Regions from separate parts of the Homo sapiens genome. Here region 1 is linked to region 2. Evidence: read pairs that join two places in POLR2A ChIA-PET (ENCODE). Cell type or tissue: K562. All regions are shown on one strand. Each heading gives the region's core, and the rest is flanking DNA. Links, peaks and the distances in the headings are about the cores only.

Evidence for each region. ChIA-PET counts read pairs that join two places held together with the same protein. Peaks named below come from ENCODE experiments on the same cell type or tissue, not always from the same donor. Only the 100,000 strongest peaks of a DNase experiment are listed, where the experiment ranks them.
Region 1: POLR2A ChIA-PET joins it to region 2 with 5 read pairs; 1 of 35 experiments calls an interaction of 5 or more read pairs at or near these places.

What each region holds. Positions count from the first base shown.
Region 1 is chr11:12,985,374-12,988,297 of GRCh38, reverse strand. The region is part of intron 1 of LINC00958 (long intergenic non-protein coding RNA 958); the gene reads left to right. Among named protein-coding and RNA genes, the nearest start is that of LINC00958, 2.7 kb to the left of the region's middle. In K562, for the core only: no CTCF peak of the experiment used is centred there; no DNase peak of the experiment used is centred there; H3K4me3 peaks cover 2,004 bases.
Region 2 is chr11:13,089,288-13,092,211 of GRCh38, reverse strand. No RefSeq gene overlaps it. Among named protein-coding and RNA genes, the nearest start is that of RASSF10, 81 kb to the right of the region's middle. In K562, for the core only: no CTCF peak of the experiment used is centred there; DNase peaks (open chromatin) are centred at 601 and 1,651; H3K4me3 peaks cover 246 bases.

The DNA.
Region 1 (2,924 bases), core at 335-2,834, 100 kb after region 2:
ACATGGGAGGCTGAGCCAAGAGGATCTCTTGAGGCCAGGAGGTTGAGGCTGTAGTGAACTATGTTCATACCACTGCACTCTAGCCTGGGTAACAGAGTGACACCATCTCAAAAGAAAAATTTTGATGAGAATTATTGGAATAAATCTGTTAGTTATGATACATATGGAGAGAGAGGGGGAGAGAGATAATTGATTATTGGATTCTCTTTGTTTTAGAATTTTATTTATTTATTGACAGAGTCTCACTTTGTCACCCAGGCTGGAGTGCAGTAGTGCGATCTTGGCTCACTGCAACCTCCATCTCCTGGGTGCAAGCGATTCTCCTGCCTCAGCATCACAAGAGCTGAGATTACAGGCGCACACCACCACGCCCGGCTAATTTTTTGTATTTTTAGTAGAGACGGGGTTTCACTATGTTGGCCAGGCTGGTCTTGAACTCCTGATCTCTAGTGATCTACCCACCTCAGTCTCCCAAAGTGCTGGGATTACAAGTGTGAACCACTGTGCCCGACCAGTTTTAGAATTTTAAATGTAGTTATAAATAAAATGGGTTCTTGCCTAATTTTGATACCAAGTTAATTCCTTTTTAACAGAAATATTTTTTAATATAGTGTACTTGTACTTTCTAGCCTACAAACAAATTTTATTTGAAATTTTTAAAAAGCAATTTAATACTAATACTTATTGGGCACTTGTCAACCATTAACCACAGTACTAGGCACTTTGCACCCATCATCTAATTTAATCCCCACAACCCTGTGAAATAGACTTTTTTTTTGAGACGAAGTCTCGCTCCTGTCACCCAGTCTGGAGTGCAATGGCGTGATCTCGGCTCACTGCAACCTCCACCTCCCGAGTTCAAGCAATTCTCCTGCCTCAGCGTCTTGAGTAGCTGAGATTACAGGCACCTGCCGCCATGCCCAGCTAATTTTTGTATTTTTAGTAGAGACGGGGTTTCACCATGTTGGCCAGGCTGGTCTCGAACTCCTGACCTCAGGCGATCCACCTGCCTTGGCCTCTCAAAGTGCTGGGATTACAGGCGTGAGCCACCGTGCCCAGACAAAGTAGACATTTTTAATCAGGTTGATTGAACATTAGGATACATTTTCTACCAATAATAGCAACCATTTCTTGAGAGCTAACTGTGTGCTCGACACTCTTCCAGGCACTTGAATTTTCACTTAATCTTCACCATAACCCTGAAAGTGAGGCTTTATTCTCCCCAGTTTCCAGATGAGGACCCTAGGGTTTAAGATGGTTAAGTGAATCATCCAAGGGCATAGAACGAGTGAGTGGCAAAGCTAAGCTAGCCTTGGTCTTCTGCTTCCAAGTACAGAGGATCCATGCAACCCCCAGATCAGTACCAGCCCACTGAGTTTATCCACTCAGTCATCAGTCTGCAGCCCAGGAGCTAAAATAATTCATCCCAGTCATTTCAAATTTTAAAGTTCTTAATGGAGGAATTACAGTCACGTGTGCCTTAATGACAGGGATATGTTCTGAGAAATGCTTCATTAGGCAACTTCATCATTGTTGTGCAAACATCATATAGTGTACTTACACAAACCTAGATGGTATAGCCTACTACACACCTAGACCATATGGTATAGCCTATTGCTGCTAGGCTGCAAAGCTGTACTGCATGTTACTGTATTGAATACTGCAGGTAGGGTAGATGTAACACAATGGTAAGTATTTGTGTATCTAAACATACAAAAACATCATAGAAAAAATGGTATTATAATCTTATGGGACCACTGTTGAATATGTGGTCTGTCGTTGACTGAAACATCGTTATATGGTGACTTGACTGTATTTACAAAGCAGGGTAAAGGGAGCAAACACCAACAGACTACCGTATACGAATCCAGTAAAGAAACAGAAACAGAAACCAACTAACATATGAACAGAATCTAACAGAATGCATTGATTCGTCAGGGACACCGACTTAACATCACATGGTAGAAGACCTCTACGACAGCTCCCAATAATCTCTGCCTCCTGGCAGTCATGCCATCATATAATCCTCTTGTGCATGGAGTAGAATATAACAAAAGTGATGGGGTGTCAATTCTGAGATTAGATTGCAAATGAATCTGGCTTCCATCTTCCTCACCCTCTGTTTCTCTCTCACTTGCTTGCTATGATGGCAGCCTGCTTCCATATCGTAAACTGCCTTGGAACCAATTACCACTACCAGGGAGACAAACTATTGCTTAGAGGATGCTGACAGGAGCAGCATGCCAAAATTGGAAGAAGTAAGTCTCTTCCTCTTCCTCCCATCTACCTTTCCTTTAGTGCGCCTATTCACAGAACCAGCTGGTAAAGGAGTGATGTGATTATAGAGTCCCAGCCCCAGCATCAAAACACAGAGCATAGAAGGATGGGCTTGCAGCTGAGAAATCATAACTGACCATCTGGTCCAGTCCACCCCTTTGGCCCCTCATTACTCATATACACCCTTCTATACACACTTGAACTTCCATACAACAATATGGTTTTACGTCTCTGCCTAATAACATGCAACTAGCCTTTGTACAAATGTACTCTTACCTCTCCCAGAGAAAAAAAGACAAAAAGACACAAAATCCCAAAAGTAATTGTGTTCATTTCCAGATGACAGTCACAGTATCTGTCTCTGGGTGACATGAATATCAGTCTCGCCTGATCATTTAGTTACAGTCCCATCTGAACGTTCTGTGATCTAGAGGCTAAATTTTAATTTTGTATAAGATGTTTGTATCAGTAGTATTTACCTTAGTGAAAAATAAGAAACAAATCAAGTATGAGGCAATGAAAAACAGGACATTGGCTCATACAGACCTGGTTTAGATCAAATAGCTCCACAGATAGTAAACTTGAGTGTGCGTCTTCAATATTGTAAACCTCAGCTCTTGAATGTGCAAATTGGAGTCACAATTCCT
Region 2 (2,924 bases), core at 293-2,792:
GGTGACAAAATGCCAGGCATTTAATGTAGTTGGCTGTAGGGGAGTCTTAACTTTTCTATCATTTCCAACTTATCCAGTTTCCTTCTAATGCAAATTTACCAAAGCCTACTTCAAAGTGAACTCAACCCTAATCCTTCCTGTCATGCTTTTTCTCACTTACCCAGGCTTCCACTTCTGTATTCCATTAGCACCAAATATTTATTGCAACAACTCCACACTGATGTAATTGTTTGTTTTGCTTTTCCGGTTCACCTACAAAACTGTAAGCTTTAAGAGAAACTATGTAAACTCTGTGTCCCCAGCACAATTCTTGGCACATGAAAGTCACTGAAAAAGGTTTTGCTTTCTGCCCAAATTCTCTTCTCAGGCAAATGGCAGCTGTGGGCTTCACCTAGGGCAGGGATCAAAGCAAGGAAAACTTCACAGAAAAGCTGCTACTCTAGCTGAGTTTTGAAGAACATGAGAATTTGTTAGGTAAAATAGAAGAATGAGCTTACTGGGAGGAGAAAGCAGTATTTGCAAATACAGCAAGGCATGAAACAGCATGATGTGTCCAGGAAACCACAAGGAGCCCCATCAAGGTGGAGCAAAGGCTGAAGAGGCAGGAATAGGCAGGAGAGGCTGGTCTGGGCAGATTATAGAGAGTCACATGAGCTAACTGAAGACTCCAAATTCAGCTTAATGCCAAAGAGAACCATTGCAAATTTGTAAGCAAGAAAGTAGCTTGGTGATATTTGAATTCAAGGAAGGTGACTCTGGTTGCAGAGTAGATGATGGCTTGCTAGAGGACAGGATCTTCTAGCATCCATTGTTGCTGATGGGAAGTCTTATGTTGGCCTGACTTTTATTCCTTTGTCTGTGGCTGTTTCATTTCTTTAGAAGTTTTTTTTTTTTTTTAATGTTTCTAGGTGTGGATTTTTAGTTTTTGTCTTGTTCAGAGCTTCCAGGGCCTTCAAATTCTAAGTCTCATGTCTTCCTTCTACTATGGAAAATTTCCTTGTACTATTTCCTTATTAATTCCCTCTCCCTTGTTTTTTTTTGTTCTGTTCTCTTTTGAGGACTCCCACTGGTTGGACACTGGATCATTTGTGTCAATTCTTTATATTTCTTCTGTTTTCATTCATATTTGTGATAATTTTAATAGCTCTCACATTTTAAAATATTTTCTGGACTTTATCGTCTAACCCTAACTTTTTTTTTGTTTTGGCAATTAATTTTGTTTTCATTTCCAAAATCTTTCTTTCTGGTTGTTGTTTTCATAATGTTACTCTTAAAATAATTATTTTATGGCTATAACATTGTCTCAATATTTTTTGAAGATATTAATTAGAATTAGAATTTTCTTTTTATAGCAAGTTTTCTTCTGTTCTAAAGTACGTGTTTCCTTTGAAGTAAGTTTATTGGTCAATCTTGGCCTTTCTTTTTAATGTCAGGTTATTTAATGTCTGTCTGGCTGTGCCATTCATGGTCCTCACAGGAAACTGATGATGAATTTCAACTGAGTATTCAAGGAGGGTTTAATAAAGAGAGTATGTACAAAGGTGTGAGGAAAGTGTAGAGAAACCAATGAGGGATGGATAATGCAGAGTCTTGGGGCTAGCAATTGCTAGAAGCCTCCTTATCTTCCTTAGGCCAGAAAGGGCAAGAGGAGGGAGTTCCAGGAAGCCACAGCAGGTAGCTGCATAGGGAGAGTTATGTGACAGGAGCTGTGGCCTCTTTTAGGGGGACGTAACCAACCCACAGCAATTCAGAAGGGAGGGACCCAGCGAAATCAATATTCTGACCTCACTTTTCCTGCTTCCTTCCATCTCCCACCAGTACTTTCCACTGACATTACCCAACAGGAAGCTGGGGTGCAAGCAAGACCATTGATGCAGTCCACAATTGCCAGCTTCCTGGGTACAGAGCAGGGAGGAGAAGGGCAGAGAGTAGATCTGGAGGGACAGGAAGAAGGTAGCTGGCACAGCAGTGGTCCTTGGTTATCTGTTACATTGCAAGTTGAAACAGTAGAAGACTGGGAGTTCTGGGGTACACTCAGTGTTAATAGAGGTGACACTCATTGTTGGTGGAAGTGTGGGAATCTTGTATACTGCTGGTGCAAATGGAAATCGGTAAAATGTTTGTAGAAAGCAATTTGGCAGCATTAAGAGTTTTAAGGCTTATAACTTTGATAACCCTGATAAATCAATTCCATCCCAAAAAGTGTATAATAATGAAATCATAAAATATGCACAGATGTAAATACAAGAATCTTCATTGCATTATTATTTATAACGGCAAAATTTTGTAAAAATGATAAGTTCTAGCAATGGGGTTAAATAAATTAAATAAATTACAGTACAGCTATAGGACTTGAAAAGCATGTTTTAGATTTGTGCTGTCCAGTAAGGTAGGCTCTAGTCACATCTGGCTACTGAGCACTTTCCTTGTGGATAGTCTGAACTCAGATGTGGTATTAATATAAAATACACACTGGCTTTTTGAAGACTTAGAACAAAAAAAATGAAATGTCCTATTAACATTTTTTATATTGATTACATGTTGAAATGATAATATTTTGGATATATGGGTTAAATATTATTAAAATTGTTTTGATCTTCTTTTCCTTATTTTGTAAATGTAGTGATTAGAAAAATTAAAACATGTGACTTATAGTATACATCTTTAAAAAAATTTTTTTATTATACTTTAAGTTCTAGGGTACATGTGCACAACGTGCAGGTTTGTTACATAGGTATACATGTGCCATGTTGGTTTGCTACACCTATCAACTCGTCATTTACATTAGGTATTTCTCCTAATGCTATCCCTCCCCTATCCCCCAACCCCCTGACAGGCCCCTGTGTGTGATGTTCCCCCTCCCTGTGTCCATGCGTTCTCATTGTTCAACTCCCACTTATGAGTGAGAACATGTGGTATTTGAT